Linked DNA regions of Homo sapiens: region 2 is linked to region 1. A link is a loop called in an ENCODE intact Hi-C map of the cell type or tissue named here. Cell type or tissue: heart right ventricle. All regions are shown on one strand. Each heading gives the region's core, and the rest is flanking DNA. Links, peaks and the distances in the headings are about the cores only.

Evidence for each region. A loop is a pair of places that touch in the nucleus more often than their neighbours do. Peaks named below come from ENCODE experiments on the same cell type or tissue, not always from the same donor. Only the 100,000 strongest peaks of a DNase experiment are listed, where the experiment ranks them.
Region 2: it touches region 1 in a loop (2.0-fold over the local background); 5 of 110 quality-filtered maps call a loop at or near these places.

Annotation. Positions count from the first base shown.
Region 1 is chr16:87,050,612-87,060,255 of GRCh38, forward strand. It overlaps LINC02181 (long intergenic non-protein coding RNA 2181), which reads left to right and starts at 7,173. Exons shown (of 3, transcript NR_126008.1): 1 at 7,173-9,644. In heart right ventricle, for the core only: CTCF peaks have their summits at 2,457, 5,689 and 6,742 (motif pointing left); no DNase peak of the experiment used is centred there; H3K27ac peaks cover 504 bases; H3K27me3 peaks cover 1,836 bases.
Region 2 is chr16:86,850,389-86,860,032 of GRCh38, forward strand. No RefSeq gene overlaps it. Among named protein-coding and RNA genes, the nearest start is that of LINC02188, 130 kb to the left of the region's middle. RefSeq lists an enhancer at 1-474. In heart right ventricle, for the core only: no CTCF peak of the experiment used is centred there; no DNase peak of the experiment used is centred there; H3K27me3 peaks cover 241 bases.

The DNA of each region.
Region 1 (9,644 bases), core at 871-8,870:
AGTTCCATCCCTCAATAAGCCTTTATCTGCAGACCTCTCTTGGAGATCCTGAGCCCTACTGGTCCGTAAGTTAATATGAGGCCACATTTGTTACCCCGAAGAAGACACGCAAATGAAATGACTTACCTAACATCTTGCTCCAGCAAACCAGACAGAATGTCAAGCTGGTGACATTCAAAAGTTTTGGAAGCCCACAGGGGCCTTTTGGAAGAGAAGGTCAGCATGGAAAGGGGATGGTGATGTGGCTTAGGGGCAATCAGGCAAGTGACAGTGATGTGACTTCAGGTGATCAGGCAGCAGGAGCCTTGCAATGCACAGGCCTTCTCCTAACCCTTTTCTCTGCACAGGTTCCACGTGGCCCAATGAGGTAAGCGCTGTTACTGTGTCCACTTCACAGACAAGGAAGCTGAGCATCAGGGCCATTCAGCAATATGACCAAGACCCCACAGTGGTGGAGCCTGAATTCAACAGGAACAGAACGACCTAATGCACAGAAGCAGCCGCGTCTCAGGTGGAGGGGAGGAAGGAGCTCGGGTTGGGTCATGGAGGATGGGCTTGACTTGGGTTTCCAAAGTCAGTCCCCTTGTGTGTGTGTGTGTGTGTGTGTGTGTGTGTGTACATGTATGTTGGTGCATGTTCTGTGCATGTGAATGAATGTGTACAGTGTGTGTATATGCATGTCATGTAATGTGTGTGTGTGTACAGGGGAATTGTGTGTTGGTGAGCACATGTGTGTATATGTGTTCCTGTTGCAGAAAAACACCTCTCAGAAATACAGCATGAGGCCGTTCCTGCAGCCCCCACTCTTCCCATTTCATTGCACCCTTGCTTGGCAAAACACAAGCCAATCGGCATAAACCAGCTCTGCGCACGCGCCTCCTGCTTGGGATCAACAGAAACCTTGGGAGGAGAGAATATTCAGAGGCTGCCTATGACCAAGCAGAAAGTTCATCAAAGACAAGGACCCTGAGACTCTGAGGAGCTCCGCTAGGTTCCCTTCCAAACTGACTCTCAGAAAGCAGAGTAGGGAGCTAAACCAGAGCATGAGTGGGTGGACCGGTTCCCCGCCTGATCTAAGAACTTGCTGATGTCTGCAGTGGACCAAGGCTACCGCTCAGGTCCCTCCTCCAGAGCCCTGTCCTGCTGCCGTGTCTATAGTGGCTCAGATCTCTCCACGTCTGCCAGGGGGTCTTCTGCTAGTGAGGAATTCTGCCATGCCTGCTCCAGTTCTCCTACGTGTAAAAAAAGAAATAACTCTACCAACACCGATGTTCGCTAGCGACCAAGCAGAGCACTTCCTATGCCTCACCTCCCTGAATCCTCCTAAGGACTGATGGAGTAAGAGTCACAACATCCTCATTTTACACACTAGGAAACTGAGGGGCAGAAGGCAGATGATGTGCTTGGCTCAGAGCCTGATGAGGAGCTAGCATCTCCTGCACGAGAGCTGGCGGGATGGCCTGCGTTTGCAGCTCTTGCAGGCATCGTCTCTGTGGTCCAGCCTGATGCTAACTCAACAGATGCTGCCAGAAGGGGCCTGCTCATCCCATCTGACAGCAGTGTCTCCAATGGCCTCGCAGGGTCCTTCCTTGCCGCTGTATGTCTCCTTGTGGGATGCATGTTCGACTGTGCTGGTTCTTTCATCAACGTGCTGTATCCTGAGAAGACTCAACCCCCTCTCTTGCCCCAATGCCTTCAGCTCTGAGAACCCCACAGTTACTCAGTGATCTCCTTAAGGGCTCCTGGATACAGAGGACAGCAAAGAAATGGAGTCCCTTCTATTGCTGTCAATGTTTAAAATTTTCCAATGGAAATTGTGTTCATGCCTAAAACGAGGCCACCAAGTGTGCTCAAAACATTCAAGGTCTCTACTTTTAACTCCAACCCAATTAGCTCAGTTTGCTCTGTCTGGTTTTTGTGATTATCAGAAACCTTGCCAGGAGATTTCTGTCTTTGAATATCATCTGGACAATAAGCATTAATCCTTTCCTGAACACCCAGTGGATGCTTGGCTGTGTGCAGAGCACTCTGGGATTTCTCCCAACAATCACAGAAGGAAGATAACATCAGACCCAGTCAACAGAAGAGGAGACTGTGGTCTGAGAAGCTCCAAGAGGCGCAGTGACCGGGGATTGCAGTGAAGTTGGAACTTAGCCTGTTTCCAGAGCCTGGGCCAAACTGCCAGGCCAGTATTTTCCCAAATTTGCCACATCAGAAGAATCGCTGGAGGCCTGGTGTAAATTAAGAATCATGGGTCCTACCCCAGTTCGAATGTGCCTCGCCGAACCCCAGGACCTGAGAATCTGCATTTTAAACAAATATCACTGGAGGTAAGATTGAGACGCCCTGCCCACACTCCATTGTATAATTAGGTTAATTACCTGTTTCCATCCACTCACCACTGGGTCGGAGCACCTTTCAGAAGTTGGTATGGATGGGATGGGATGAGGGCGGAACCGGGCCTGCACAGCGCCTCCGAGGGCCATGTGGGGCACTGCGCCCCCCCTCCCCCCGCCCCCAGCCCTCCCCAGCTGGGAACCACCCACTGCCCCTGCACAAAGAATGGGCGGAAACAGGAGTTCACCCCGTGCCATTTCTCACTGGCCGTCGGCTGGGCCGGACCTACAGGGGCGATCATGGACTCAGAGCAGCTGAAAGGCCAGGGACACGGGAGCAGGAGGTGGCAGGATACCTGGTGCGGTGCCGAGGGGCCTGGGAAACAAAACACAGCCCCCCCAAGGCTGGCGGGGGACGGCCGGAGCAATCGCCTGCTGAAATCTGCAAGCTCATCACAGCGCTTGGAAAGCTCACCGGGGACGCGCAGCACAGGACACATCCTGCTCTGCAGAGATAAGAGGCAGTTCCCAGGTTCTCACCGCCGGCATCCCCCCGGGGAGCACACTGCTGGCGGCAAGCTTGGAGGACATGAGAAAGATGCCCAAAACAAACAGCCTGGCAGGGAAGCACCCGCCCGCCAGCAGGGGAGCTGCGCAGGCCCCTTCACCCTTCACCCACCTTGGGACAGGACCTTGTTGGGGAGGGGGCCCAGGGTCAGGGCAGGGGGACCCACACTGACCGGGGACCCTGGTCGCTGATTTTGCTCATCCCTGAAATCACTCCTCAGGCTGACTTTAGCTCCACCCTAACACATACTGGTTGCGGAGGCCTGGAAGAGTGGCCGCTTGTCTCTGTGCCTCAGTTTCCCCACCTGCTAAAAGGTGCTGCAGGTGGAAACTACCCCTCTGCATTCTTCCAGGCCTCGCTGTGATCATGTGGGTTTGGTTAACGGCTGGCGGCTGAGGACCCTGAGATGCTCTGAACTCTTCTGTATGATCCCATCTCACCTCACAGAGGCCTGCAAGCCTCACGCCCTTACCAGTACCATTTACCCCATGAGGAAACTGATGTATGCCAGGTTATGAAGCGTTTTCGAGCTAGGGAGAGCTTAACTTATGCACACATTCTCTCTAGTTCTCAAGTCAAAAAGGTGCTAGAACCCAGGTCAGCCCATTCCAAAGCCCATGGCCTCCCGCACAATTCCAGGGGTAGATATTAAAGTTCTGTTTTAGAACTCCCAGAGCGCCTATAAACTATATTCCACTAGAAAGCCATAAAGAAACACTTTGGAAGCCACCACTTCCTATTACGGGTGGCCTGTCCTCAAGGATTTGCTGAAATTAAGGATCTGGGAGGAGGCTGCACAGATTCCACGGATGTGCCTCCTTGAGTCACTGGCACACAACTTCTCCCTTGCTGCCTCCTGCCTATTGTATACCTTGCCAGCATCCCTTGCAGCTAGATGTGACCATGTGACCCATGGGATACAAACAGAGTCTGTTGGGACACTTCCGGGAAACCTTTTGTTTTCTTAATCAAAAGGCACAGCGCTAGTAACCTTCTCCTCTCTTCCCTCTGTGAATACAGATCTGATGTCTGGAGATCTAGCAGCCATGTTGAGGCCATGACAGAACAGACAATAGCAATGTGGTAGACATCATATTAGCCCCCCAAGAGATGTCCACATCCTAAACTCCAGAACCAGGACACTGGAGTTGCAGATGGAAGTAGGTTGCTAATCAGCTGACCTTAAAATAAAGAGATAGTCCTGGATTATCTGAGTGAGTCCAGTGTAAGCACAGGCTCCATAAAAGTGGAAAATAGAGCTGGAAGAGGAAGTCATAGAAGAAACGGATGCAGAGGGTGGAGGGATAGATGGGACCCTGCTGTCTTTGAAGACGAAGGAATGGGCCATGAGCCAAAGAATGAGGCAGCCTCTGGAAGCTGGAGAAGGCAAGGACTCGGCATGACATTCATGGAAACATTTTCCCAGGAAACACACTCAGGGACCCCTGATCTTACTGTCCCTTCCTTTGCCAGAAAAGGTTCCAGAGACATCCCAAATTCATCTTCAGACCCTGGCATCATCAGAGGGGTCTCCCCAGAAGGAACCAGCCCTTCCTACACCTTGATTTTAGCCCGGTGAGACCAGCACTGAACTTCTACACTACAGAGCCCTAAGATGATAAAAGCATGTGTGTTTTAAGCCACTGAGTTGATGGGCATTTGTTACAGCAGCCACGGGACACCACTACAAGCAGGAAGAAGGTGCCATCTCTGCCGCTGGTGAATAGCTGAGTAGATACCCGAGGCTGCCTTCCTCCGACATCCTTACTGCATGATAAGGACAAGCCTGCCCTTGTTTAAGCCATCTTAAGTTGGGTTATTGTGATTTGAAGCCCAGTGCATTCCTACTTGGCATCTGTGTCACCTGACGGGGACTTTACTTCAAAGTTCTTTTTTGAAGAATTTTTTTTTTATGGGAGAGAAACCACATTAGCAGCTAAATGAGTTGAACCCCCTAGGATGGTGCTGAGGTGTGAAGATGAATTTTGGAACCTTTTCTGGCAGAGAAAGGGAAAATAAGATCAGGGTTTCCTAAGAAAATATTTTCCTTCCATATAATGCCCTAACGGCCTTCAACATTCTAAGAAGAAAAATGGATTGTTAATTCAATGTTTACTGAATCATAAAGTAGACCTAAGACCAAAAAAAAAAAAAAATAGAAAAAGCTAATTGCAATAAACAAGAGAGTGGGTTTGTGTAGGCATCAGGGCTGCTCTATGGCAGATCAGGTGTCCGGGATAACAGGTGTGTTCATAGTCTGCCATGTCCTAGACTGGGTGAAATTGTTCTCCAGTTGAAATGGTTACATAGGATAAGTGTCCCTGGGCTCTGCCTTAACAGCAGGCCCTTTATCTTCAATATGACTTCATCAGTGCACAGTCCATTTTCAGGAACGTGACTTTACTGTGTTGTTATTTCTAAGCTGATTCCTGCCGACCAATTTTATTCCTTACTTTACAACGGAGTTTCCAGGAATGGGTTCTAGTGAGGTGTTGGGACTGCCTTTGCGCATTCATGGATGGATAAGTTAATCAAGGAGTTAGGAAGGCAAGGTCATTTGTCATGGGCCCACCTCCTACCTGTCAGACAGGACTTGGCCTCAGAAGCTCTGTGGGCATTTCATCCTGCTGCTCAGTGTGCTCTGATGCCCAGCTCTGCAGAAGAGAGAAGAAGGGCCAGCCAGGAGCCTGGCAAGTGAGCAGTGCTTAGTAACTACTCATGGTGCTCAGTAACTACTCATCATTGCAATGCTTTTCTCTCTCATGCTCACAGCACCCCTATGAGGGAGATCTGGGGAATTTTCCCCTACTGCAGACCGGGAATCCAAGGCTGAGAGGTTACAGGACTCAGACTGAGAAAGGGGCGCATTGTCCCACTGCCTTGTTGGTGCCTCCTGACAGGGAGGCATGAGGGCTGTGGCCGCCACGGCAGATACTGGCCTTGGCATCCACAGCCCTCATGCTGTCTCTGCAGGCCGGGCGCCATGTGACCACACTCCTCTCTCAGACCCCACAAGAGCCCCGTGGGGGGCCGTGTGCTGCCCACTCTCATGATGAGGAAGCCACGACCTGAGAGAAACTTAGCGTCTTGCCCCCGATGCTGCGATGCTTGGGGATGGGTGTAAACACAGGCGGCTGCCGGCACATCTGGGCTCTCCTTGTGACCTGTCAGGCCCGCCCGCTGCAATAGAGCCTCCTCTGTCCCCTCGGGGCTTAGAGAGGTGAGGCAAACGCTTTCAGCCAGAGGCAGTGAGAAGGGTTCCCTCCACGGCCAGCAGTCTGAGCTCAGATAACTGACTTGCAAAAAATCCCTGACCAACCGGGAGCCTGAGAGGTGTGGGCCGGGTAGGGCGGGAGGAGGGGGAGGAAGCCCTGGGTACCCCAGGGCGCAACATGGCAGGGCCACACTGGAGGATGAGATCAGGCCTCCCAGGCCTCCCAGGCCCCCACCTGCGATGACTCCCCCGCATCGCCCATCGCGGCTGGGATTCTGGAGCCAGGCAGGGGTTCTGTGGTCTGAGTCCCTCTGCCTGTGTGACTCTGGGAAAATCACCAGACCTTCCTGAGCCTGGATTTCCTTCCGTGTGGAAAGATAATCATCAACGACCCGCGCCTATTTCAAGGAGACTCTTGGCCCAAAAATCCCGATTCCTCTAATTCCTCCTGATTTTTCTAAGTCGTGAACACATTAATTTATTGTCTTTCTAATGAGGCAGTGAGTGAAATATTCCGAATATTAAACAAGAAATACCTTTTCGGAAGGGTTTTTGTGAAGCCCTTTAATGGAGGGAGCATGGAGCCACCGTCAGACCTGATCTTCACGGATTTCGGGGCCCTCTGCTGGTTGCCTACACATCCACCCCCTCCCTAAACCTTCCTCGTTGACACGATTCTCGTTTCATTTGGCTTCAAAATGAGTTCCAACAACAACAAAATGCAATTTCCCAGACTCCTTTGCAGCGGAGAGTGGTCACATGACCCCATTCAGCCCAATGAGACGGGAGCCAGCGGGCCCAGAGAGGGCGTCCCTTCCAGGGACACTGCATTTCGGATTTGTGCTTTATCCTCCTCCTAGACGGGCTGAGAGTCCACAGGTGCGGCATTCACCTTGTCTCCTGAGGCCACAGGCATGGCGGCCAGGAGAGGAGGAGGGGGCTTCCCGCCCCGCATGGCCGCAGGCCGTCTCCATGGCAACAACCTCCCAGGCCCAGGGGTTCCGCAGCCTCCGCCAATCTGAGATGATTGACAGCAATGCCATCCAATTACAACATTTCCTCTCTCCTTGGGGACACCGAAAAGCAGACCACCCGGGCATACTAAGGTCAAGATGTCGTTGATCGGTTTCTTTGTTTTATTGTATTACTTGTTTTATTTACCTATTTACTTTCTTGGTAAAACCAGCCTGCCGGCTTGCTCAGGACATGAACTATGACGTCCCTGGAGATGGTCTCTTGGGAGAGGAGCCCCCCAGGCCAGCGAATCCCGCTCACCTGGGGATTAACGAGCAGGCCCGGCCATTTCCCAGGGCCACCGGTGCTCCCTGATCTCAGTGTCTCCGTCTGTAAAATGGGTATAACCAGAGCCAGCCTGTGTGGCCCTGGGGAAAGCGGCACTGAGGACAGACCAGGTGTCCAGCAGGGTCCTGCCCCGACTCCCACGCCCCCCTCGCCGGCCCCCTCGCCGCGGTCTTGCACCCTCCACTCCCCGTGCCTGCAAAGCCTCTGCCCCGTCCCTACACCAGGCTAATCCTTTGCACCTCAGCTCAGAGGCCCCGTCTCCAAAGCCTTCCCTGAAACTTCCTCCTTGAGACACCCACCATCCCCACCAAGCCTGCCACACCCAGGCCTGCTATCGCCCGTGCGGTGTCGTCCTTCTGATAAGCTGTGGAGGGGTAAGGGTCGCCCTGGTCTCTTGTTCATAGCCTTAAACCTAGAGCCACTCAAGTGCCGGGCACATAGCAGGTGCTCAATAAATACTCCTTGCTGATTGAACGGCAACCAGCTGCAAGAGTGAATGCATGGATGCCGCTCGTGGGCCTGGGTTTGGAGATCTTAGAAACAAAGCTTCCTTTTGCCACACTCATGCCTTCTTCTATCACACTCATGCCTTCTTCTACCACAATGTCACACCCTTACATCTTGTATCCGTAGGGAAATGTGGCCAGGGGCGTTTTACCAAGTTGGTCTGGGATGACGTGAGTTAACCCTCACACTCCACAGTCAGAGAGATGGGTAACCCAGGTGACCCAGCGCTAAGTGACAAATATGCTCTCGGATAGAACAGCCCAGAAAGGGCAAGAGGGAGAGTTGGAACACTCAGATAATTACCCTTCAGCGACGCAGTGCACTTAAGTGGTGAAAGGAGATTCACTGGTTGGAAAAACACTCCAGGGCGAAGGGCCAGCGTGTGCAAAAGCACCGAAGCATGACCGAGCGCGGGCATTCCCGCCAGCCACCAGTGGGCCACGCATCCCAACATGTGAGTGCCGCAAGGATACAAGTGCCTAATGTGAACCTCCAAGTGGACGATCATTCAGTACTGACTTTGGGCCTGGCCCCCTTTCCTCATGCAAGCCTTCCAGGCAGGAACTAAGAGTGAGCCATCCTCTACAGAAGAGAAAAGCAAGACACAGCAAGCTGAGAAACTTACCAGGGTCACCCAGTTGGTTGGAGTCAGAGATGTGTTACGGGCAGCAGCTCCTCTGCCCGCTTACGTCTGGGCTTTGGGGGCTGGCCCAGAGATAGTCATAATGCAGCCCTTTATTCAGCACTTGCTATGGGCCAAGTCCTTCATTCACAAGCTCAAGTCTTCCCAACCCAGAAAGAAAGATGGTTAGTTCCATTTCATGTAGGAGGAAACTGTCGAGGCTCAGAAAATTTAAGGAATTTACCGGTCATCAGTAAACGAGAGTAAAGGCCTGTGTGAACCCAAATCTGCCCTCCTCTGAAACTCTCGCTGCAGACATCGCACCCCACTGTTTTTCAATTTCATCTTCTTATTTATTCACTCAACCAATATTTATTTACCAAAGCACTATGAGGCCCAGTTAAGAATGTGTGGTCCTCGATCTGACAGCCTGGATTCAAATCCCTGTTGCCCCACAACTCTCCACACTAGCTGTGTGGCCTTGCAAATTTCACTCAACCTCTCAGGGACTCAGTTTCCTTGATTGTCAAATGGGAGTAATGACATTTCCTACCTCATTGACTTGTTGGGAGGTAGCATTGAGTTATCCCATGCCGCACCCGCTCCCTTGTAAACTCTGGATAATTACCGAGCTTTCTTATAAGTGCAGCTCATGGATCACTCAAGGCACTGGGAATATAGCAATCACAACAAAGATTCTAGTCATGGGAGATGGTCACCTAACAAATTAAAAACTAAGGCATTTGTTAAAGGACTGAATGACCAAGATTAGCGTTCCAAGGAAAAGTATGGCGCTCTGGAGTGGTCAGGAGAGCCTCTGTCACTGAGTAGCAGTGTGGCCCTGTCCAAGCTCCTGGCCTGGCTAGGCCTCATGCCCATGTCTGCATGGCAAGTGCCTGGAACCGGATGGCCATGGCAGCTTTTGCTCTGTGAAAGCCCAACTGCTCCCCTGGACTGCTCCCATGTTTTCTGTCTCCACCGAGCAAGCCTCTTTCAAAGCCCTAGAGAGAGACCTGGGTCCCCAGCACCCTCTCCTGGAGGAGATCTGGACTGAAATGTTTGGGACGCCTCCCATTCAAATGCTCAAGTCTCCAA
Region 2 (9,644 bases), core at 624-8,623, 200 kb before region 1:
CCCATGACCCTGTTTCAAAGACTCTTTGGTCTGGTCAATGTCCACCCTCCACTGACACTCAGGAGCAGAGGAGCCCTGGAGCTCCCCCAACCCTCATTCTCCTTGCCAGTGTCTCCCCTGCGCCATCCCGCCTCAGAAAGGGACCTTGGAAAGTCATCTTCCTCCTGGGACGCCCGGCCCATCATCACCAACAGACAGCATAGACAACAGAGTTGCCACTTGAGACTCTGCGTCAACTTCTAGCTCTACCTCTGGGGCCAGAGAACTGCCAAGTCTTCTAACCAACATACATTTGGTGATCAGAAAACACCCTGTGGTGAGAGGGGGTGGGGATCAGCAGCACAGAGGGACCTCAACTTGTGCACATTTAAGCAAACACATGAGCTTTCCAGCTGCTGAGCCGGCAGTGTGATCACGCCCCATTCCACTTTTCTTCCATCAGCAAAACAATGCCAGGCCTGAAGGGAAATGGAGAGCTGTCCTGCCCAGGACGACAGCAGCCCCTGCTCAGTTTCCTGTTGTTCTCGCGATGGCGACCGCAGCCAAGTGGCCCCTTCGGATGCTCTGGGGGAAGCTTGCTTTGGGCTCCGCCAACTGCCTGAAAAGCACTCGCTCCGTATGGCACCTGCAGAGCCTTGTCATCGGAGAATTTTCTTTGGCCTCAGCCTTAGTGGGTGGGTCAGCATCTGCCTGTGGGGAAGAAGAATTTATTTTCTAAATTCTAGATTTACGAAAGAAAACATTTTGCCTTCAAAGCCACTGGTGAGCCCTATTGGGTACAGGGTGTGTTGAATTTCATCCACGTCTTACCATCTCAGGACCAAAAGAGAGGACCAAAGTTGTAAAAATAACCACATCACAGGCTGGAAAAGCCCATAAGAGAGAAACAAGGTCAGTGGTTTTTGAACTCGGTTCCAAGAAACCTAAAGGTGCCTCAAAAAGCGCATGGGGAGAGGGGACTGTGGGGTCTACTGAATATTAGCAGGGTGACTTTGGACAAATGAATTCCCTTCTGGAAACCTCACTTTCCTCATCTGTGAAATGGAGGTCATGTGCCTACCTTCCCTATGTCATAGAGTTATTGAGAGGATGAAATGGGACAGTTCTAGGCACCTGGTGACAGCTCGATGCACTTGGACCTAGTTTCAACCTGCAGGATGATTTGGCGGAAAGGACAAAGGGCATTTCAGGACAAAGGCTGGCAAAGCAAAGGCCAGCTGGCAGGTGTGTGTGCCATGTGTGGGGAAGGAGGAGCCGACCCCAAGTGGCTGGGCAGGGGGTGCTCCTTAGCTTCCAAGTGCTGGCCTCTCTCACTGACCCCCTCAGCTAAGCCTCCGTTCCAGGACACACGGACTTCTCTTTCCATCTGCCTCAGGGCATTTCCTTCCTGGACCCAAACTGATCAGAGACAGACAATGAGCTTCTTTATAACATCTTCCACAATTTAGGGTGAGGACATATAGAAAAGAAGTGGTCTTGCTGCTGGAAATGTTCGCAAACCCTTGTGACTACAGATTAACTTACTTCATTAGTTCTAGTAATGGTCATGGTAATAAAAAAGAAAAAACTTATCACCATTATCATCATCATTACTGCCAACATCGTCATCATCACCATCATCATCACCACCATCATCACCACCATAACCATCATCACTGTCACCATCACTATCACCATCACCATCATCATCACCATCACCATCATCACCATCATCACCATCACCATCATCACCACCATCACTGTCACCATCACTATCACCATCACCATCATCACCACCATCACTGTCACCATCACTATCACTATCACCATCATCACCACCATCACCATCATCACCACCATGATCACCACCATCAACATCATCACTGTCACCATCACTATCACCATCACCATCATCACCACCATCACCATCACCATCATCATCACCATCACCATCATCACTGTCACCATCACTATCACATCACCATCATCACCAACATCACCATCACCATCATCACCATCACCATCATCAACATCATCACCATCATCATTACCGTCATCACCATCATCATCATAACCATCATCACCATCACCATCACCATCACCATCAACACCATCACCATCACTATCGTCATCACCATCACCAACATCATCATCACTGCCAAGGAGAAGCAAGGCCATTGGATGGTTGTGGACAGTAATTTCCCCAAATAGATTTAGTGAGCAGGATACAGACTGCTAACACCAACATGGGTTGAGTCAGGCTAGTGATGTGTCACAGAATGAGACAGTGAAAGCCCCTGCCCTCAGGCAGCTAATGTTTCCAGGGGAGGAAGGAACTTGATCCATGCGCATTAGCTTGGTACTTTCACTGTGGGGCCAGTGGAAGTGAAGGGATGAAGTTGGAAGATAGAAGCTTGGCATTGTTTTGGCTTCAGCATCTCCAAGAATCGCAGATGAGCTTGATCTCACTGACTTCCAGCACTGGGATGACAGCCTGTGTTCAGAAGAAATGTGAAGCTGCCTTCAGACTGTGTGCTTGAGACTTGCCTGACCTGGGCCTGGAGAAAGGAAGCGTAGCCAGAGTGTAGATGGAGGTCCCAACTCTAACCCACCCCCAGAGCTCACAATATTTGCAAAATTATTTCAAAAATCTTTGTGTAAAAGCTCACACCTATAATCCCAGCACTTTGGGAGGCCGAGGCGGGCAGATCACGAGGTCAACAGATCGAGACCATCCTGGCCAACATGGTGAAACCCCGTCTCTATTAAAAATACAAAAATTACCTGGTCATGGTGGCACGCACCTGTAGTCCCAGCTACTTGGGACGTTGAGGCAGGAGAATCGCTTGAACCCAGGAGGCAGAGGTTGCAGTGAGCCAAGATCGCGCCACTGCATTCCAGCCTGGTGACAGAGCGAGACTCCATCTCAAAAAATAAAAAATAAACTTAAAAAATTAACTGAAATGTTAAGTATTGAACAAGGTGCATATCACACAATCCTATAGGGAGAGGAAGAGGTAGGATGTTGTCAGGCACTAAAAATGTCCTGCAGGCCCTCCTAACACATCACGATTTTCCAAAGGGTGGACCCACTGGACTGATTAGAGACAGGAAGAGGCATGGGGGTGGCAAATGTATATGTTCCATTTCTAGAATTCAGAGGCCAGTTTCCTTGTTTAGGGGGGCAAAAGTGTTTAAAATAGATAAATCACAAAGGAAAAATGAAAATTGTTCAATTTTGTTGTCAAGGTTACAACTCCCGCAGCATTAAAGCTGCAAGGCTTTGGCCAGGCTCAGTGGCTCACGCCTGTAATCCCAACATAAATGTTGGGAGGCTGAGGCGAGAGAATCACTTGAGCCCAGGAGTTTGAGACCAGCCTGGGCAACATAGTGAGACCCTGTCTGCTCAAAAAAATTTTTTTTAATTAGCTAGACATGGTGATACACACCAGAGCCTGAGGCAGGAGGATTGCTCGAGCCAAAGAGGTCAAGGCAGCAGTGAGCTATGATGGCACCTCTGCACTCTAGCCTGGAAGAGAGAGCGAGGCCCTGCCTCAAAACACACAAACAAACAAACAAACAAACAAAAACAGAAGAAGAAGAAGAAAAAAGTTGCAAGGCTTTGCTACAGAAATTTTCCTGGTGCTTCATGGAGCCTGTTTGGAGTTTCTGACTGCTGCCATTATGCTAATCACCACCACCGCCATCATCATCTTCCTCACCATCATTATCATCTTCATCTTCATCATCACTGTAATCATCACCATCATCATCAGGATCACGGGTGTCATCCTTATAATTACTGTGACTCATGTCAACAAGCAGCCCAGAGTGATTCTGTGGTTCTGAAGCTGCCGGGTGCAGGCCGGCAGCAGCAGACTCTTCTGGGAGGAGCTTCCTAAGACTTGGACGCTTTTCTCTTCAGCTCCTCTTTACACAATTATGGGTAACCAGGAGCCCAGCATTTTATGCACCAGCTGTAGCGTCACCTCTGTCCCCCAGTTTTACCCAGAGCCTGACCTCACAAGTCAATTACAGCTGTTTTCATTGTGCTCATCAGCTTCCAGCATCCACCCTGGCCTGGCTTTCAACAGAGGGTGGATTCCCATGAACTCTATTCTTTATGACCAGCTGGTTCCGATTAGAGATGAACCAATAAAGCCGGGAGTAATATAGTCGCAGCGTGTTCCTGAACGTAGCACTTCTCCACCATGTGCTTTCATTTACCAGCTGACCAATAAAACCTAGCCTTTCAACAAGGTGGATTTCATAGCTCACATATTTTGCTCATTTTGGTATATGCAGCTTTTTAGAGACTGAAAAAACAGGGGGGATGACATAGGCTTGGTGAGTGCGTAAGTGTGTGAGCTTTGTGGGGGTGTGAGAATGTGTGTGTGCGAATATGTGAGAGTATGTGCATGTGTGTGAATATGTGAGTATTTGTAAAAGTGTATGAGTGTGAGAGTGTGTGATGTATTAGGTCAGACGAAGCGTCTCTCTGACAGGCAGTAAGCATTGACTTCAGAGCATCTAAGATTTCTATACAAATGCTCCTTGTCAGCACCCTTGGTTAAAAGGATTATGAACATAAGAAGAAATATACAATATGGCATTTTCCTCCCTCATTTTTATGAGAATGAGAACTATTCCTTTCCTTTCTAAATATTTACTTTCCACCTGTTTTTTCGTTTCCCTTTAAAGATGGCCATGACTCATGAGTTTCTCTTGCCTTTGTGCTGGATGGAATTGTTGACTATGAAAACGGCAGTCACGTTTTAAGTAAGGAAAGTCCCACATTGTAGCTTTGTGGCCTGGGAGAAATTCTGTAGGAGTTCCAAAAAGAAGGAAGACAACCTTCCTATTAGGCCAGCCTGTCAAAAGAGGGCACTGTATTTTTTTAAGGTAGTTCAAAGGTGAGTAGAAAAAAATCCTTGGAAAACAGGCAGGAGTTTATCACAACCCTGCAGGGTACAAAGGTGCAGACTTGGTGCTTCTGTCTCCGGCTTGGTTCCTCAGTTAATTTCTTCCTCTCCCACATGGAGAGCTTGCATTGGGTGCAAACACCAGGCAGACAGAGGCAGCAAAAGTTCATCTTAAACAAGAAAATGGCCAGACACTGTGGCTCAGGCCTGTAATCCCAGCACTTTGGAAGGCTGAGGCGGGCGGATCACAAAGTCAGGAGTTCGAGACTAACCTGGCCAGACGGCGAAACCCCGTCTCTCTGAAAATACAAAACTTAGCCAGGCACAGTGGCAGGCCTCTGTAATCCCAGCTACTCGGAAGGCTGAGGCAGGAGAATTGCTTGAACCTGGGAGGCAGTGGTTGCAGTGAGCTGAGATCGCGCCACTGCACTCTAGCCTGGGTGACAGAGTGAGACTCTGTCTCAAAAAAAAAAAGACAAAAACAAAAACAAAAAACAAAACAAAACAAATAAAACACACATACATGAAAATGGTTTGAGAACAGGAGCACTAGGATGCTTCAGGTACCACTCAGCAGCCCAACTCCATCTAGATCAGGAGATGGGTGATGGGAGGGATGGTCCCTGCCAATCTCTGGTGCTGTGGCTCCTTGCCTCTGTGGTTCTGCACCACAGGTCTGGCTTGCTCCCCGATGATGCTGTTCACAGCTGAATCCCCACCTAAGCGCTGTGGCTGGCATTCAGCTGGTGCGCAATAAATGTGTGTGCCTGAATGTGTCATCAGGGAACGTGTGAGGAGGGTCCTGGGGAGGCTTGCTGAAGGAGGCAGGTTTGAGCCTGGTGGCGTGGATTCCGTTCAGGAGAGAAAAGATGGTTTTAGATGAGACTTGGAATTGAGTATTGGAATCACAAAAACAGAAGAGTGGAGACCACCAGCCTGGTCTCCTGCAAAGCAACTGGCAGGGTGCCTTTAAGAGCAGGAGCACTATAAACCATAATTTACCATTCATTCATTCATTCATTCATTCATTCATTCAGGAAATGAGGCCACAATGGTGAGTGACATCCATCCCTGCCCTCCTGGAACTCACCTTCCAGGTGGGAAAGACAGAAAATCAACAGACAAGACTGTGAGATTGTGGCCAGTGCTTGATGAAACAGAGCACTGCTGGGGTGATCAGAGAAGGCTCTTCTCAAAAATTCACGATGGAGTTAAAACTGAAGGGAAAAATGAAGGATCGCCATCCCCATGGAAGAGACAAGAACAGCATTCTGGGGAGAGGCAGCAGTGTGTGCGGAGGCCCAAGGTGGGCTCTACTGGCCATGCCCACAGATCAGAGAGGAGCTTGAGTGGTTGGAGGTCAGTGAGGTGAGACTCTAGCACTGGTTTCTCAGCCTAGGCTATGCACTAGAAATCCAGCAATCCAGGCTGCACCCCCAGAAAGCAGAATCTGGAGGCAGGACTGAGGGGGTCAATGTTTTTTCAAGGGCTGCCAGGGATGCCCATGGGCTGCCAGGGTTGAGCACCCCAGTGCCAGGCCGGGAGCAGGTGAAGTATGTTAGAACAGGAGAACGGTGAGCTGGATTGGACACAGATGGTGTCTGTGGAGACAGACAGAAATGGTGGCATCAAGGGAAGAAAGTCTGGGCAGATGCTCCAATGCTGAGAAACCAAAGGGATGGGCGGGGGACTGCGGAAGGCTGCCCTACAGAGGGGTATTACTTGGGGTCTGAGGATGTGTAGGATTTAGACAGTTAAAGGGAGGGGAAGGACAGGAATGGTCTGGATGAGCACTGCATCCAGAGGCACAGATGAAACTGGACACTTAAGGCAGACATAGGAAGCTCGGGTGGCCAAGGGGAGGGGACCCAGGAGGGGACACCCTGCGGCCAGATTGTGCAGTGCTGCAGGCTCACTGGAAACTGTCGAGTTTTCTTCTAGGGACTGTCCGCAAACCCAAGACGAGCACTGAGTGCCAGGAGTTTATTTGGGTGGATCCCAAGAAGCTTAGTAGCAGCGTGAGGACGTGTGACAGGGAAGGGAAGGAAGCCACGGTGGGGAGTGCTGACAGTCAGGCTTCCCTAGGGACACCTGGACTCGGACCCATCAGAGGCTTCCTGGAGACAGTGGGGAGCACCCCTCAGGTGGTCTGCATGAGCGGTGAGGGAGCTGGGGTATTGATCCTTCAACCCAAGCTGGCGGAGGCTATTCCTGGGCCATCCACCCTACAGCAACTCTTTCTGCCCCTGCGTGGGTTGAGCGTGCTCCCTCAGCCAGAGACACCCATGGGATGGGGCCACTGGTGCTGGCAGCAAGAAGCCACCTGCAAATGGACTGAGGCCCGCAGCTGTGATACTAGCCTGGCTGCATGTTAGAGTCACTTGGTGACCTTAAAAAAAATAACAATAAAAGCATATTAGAGTCACTCGAAGAATTTTTTGAAGAATCAAAGCACACATGCACACACACACACACACCAAACACATATCACGTTCATACATCACATACACACAAATCACACACACACATAAACACACATGGACACATACCACACACATCACACACATCACACACATCACATACACACATCACACACTACACACAAATCACACACACATACACACACATCACACACACACACATACACACCACACATATCACACATACACCATACACACATCACACACACATAAACACACACCACCCACACATCACATACCACACACATACACACACCACAAACCACACACACATAAACACCACATACACACACAACACACCACACACATACGCACACACATACACATACACCTGGAGGTTCAGGTTGGCCTGCGAGGCCCAGGCTCAGTATTTTTATGAGTATTCCAAGTGATTTCCAGGTAAAACCAGACAGAGATCCCCTGCCTAAGTAACAGGGAGTATTATAAGGGTTGTAGGCATGAGAGCCAACTTGACCTGAAATCTGTGTCCCAAAACTGTGCTCAGGCTCTTGATCTGGGGTGGTTATGGGTGCTGGGCAGAGGTAGCCCTGCCTGGGGAAATCAGCAGGCACTTTTCTTGGCTTGAACGTGATTGTCCGCTAAAATTTAATAACCCAGGCTTTTTCTCCGTTTCTCTTAAAGTGAGTAAGTTTTTGCTGGCATGCAAGGAAAGAAAAACAATCAAGTACAAATATTCCTCACTTGGAACTTTTCAAAAGAGACAACGTGTAGAGGAAATGTCCAGTTGCTTCCTTTTGCAGAGGGTCACTGCAGCCGCGTGAACTCCTGCCTCTGAACTCATCACACAACGTCCCTCCTCACTGCAGCCGCGTGAACTCCTGCCTCTAAACTGGTCACACAACGTCCCTCCTTAGCCCAGCGGCTGCATTGTCACTTTTCGGTAGGAGAGTGGAAATCAGGTCAACCTTCCCATTAGGCCAGCCTGTCAAAAGAGAACACTTTATTGTTTCAAGGTAGTTCAAAGGTGGATGGAAAAAAATCCCTGGAAAAACAGACAGGCGTGCATTGCAGCTCTGCACAGTACAAAGGTGGACACTCGGTGCTTCTGCCTCAGGCTTGGTTCCTGGGTCAATTTCTTCCTCTCCCACATGGAGGGTCCTCATTGGGTGCAAACACCAGCTAAACGGAGCCAGGAAAATATCACCCACAAAGGGAGTGGGCGGCCTTGCCCATCATCCGGTGGAATGGCTTCCTTGGAGGAGGCATGTTTTCTATGTCTGCATGAGGAGTGTTTTAATTTCTTCCCGTTGCTAGCAGGACAGCGTCATCCATGTGGCTAGGGGTGGGCTTTGGGCTTTTCTTTTTTCTTTTCTTTTTTTTTTTTTTTTTTCCGATACAGGGTCTCACTCCAGTTGCCCAGGCTGGAGTGCAGCGGCACCATCTCACCTCACTGTAGCCTCAAACTCCCGGCCTCAGGTGATTCTCCCAGCTCAGCCTCTCGAGTAGCTGGGAATACAGGAGCATGCCACCACAGCCGGCTAATTTTTTGTGTTTTTAGTAGAGACAGAGAGGCAGTTTGCTATGTTGCCCAGACTGATCTCAAACTCCTGGGCTCAAGTGACCCGCTTGCCTAGGCCTCCCAAATTGCTAGGATTACAGGCATAAGCCACCACACCTGGCCCTAGAGGTAGGCTTTCCAACTTTCTGGTGAATACCATCATTTAACGTTCACCTGCCATGTGTCAGGTAAGAAGTGACACTGGGGACTCAGCCTTGACTGTCTCATGCAGGAGGATCGGGGAACTCTTTCTGAGGAAGGTGGTGCTTTGGCTGATGCATTCCACACTTTTCTGGTTTTATTCTCTTGATGGCAAACGCTCACAAAATAGAGATGAGCAAAAGCACCATAAGAATCTCTCAAAATTATGGTGACCAAGTAATTTATTAGCCAAATTGGGACACTTTGGAAGTGACAGAAGACACTGTGATTAATTGATTAATTACACCAGGAAAAACCCGGCAGGAAGCAGTGCTATTTGGAGCCAAATGGGCCATCTGGGAGCTCTGCTCCTAACTCCGCTCCCAGCGGCAACCACCACCAACGTCTGGAGCACATTCTTCTGGCCCTTTTTCTACGAAGAAGTACAGACAATGTTTTCCATGAAGACGGGATCTTGCTCTGCATTCTAATTTGAAGGTGACCATGGACTTCATGGTCCTAAGTGGGAGTGTGAAGAGTGAGAGGGGAAGAGTCAGATACTCCTGCTGGGACAACAGGATGTAAGGCCACCGTCGCTATTTT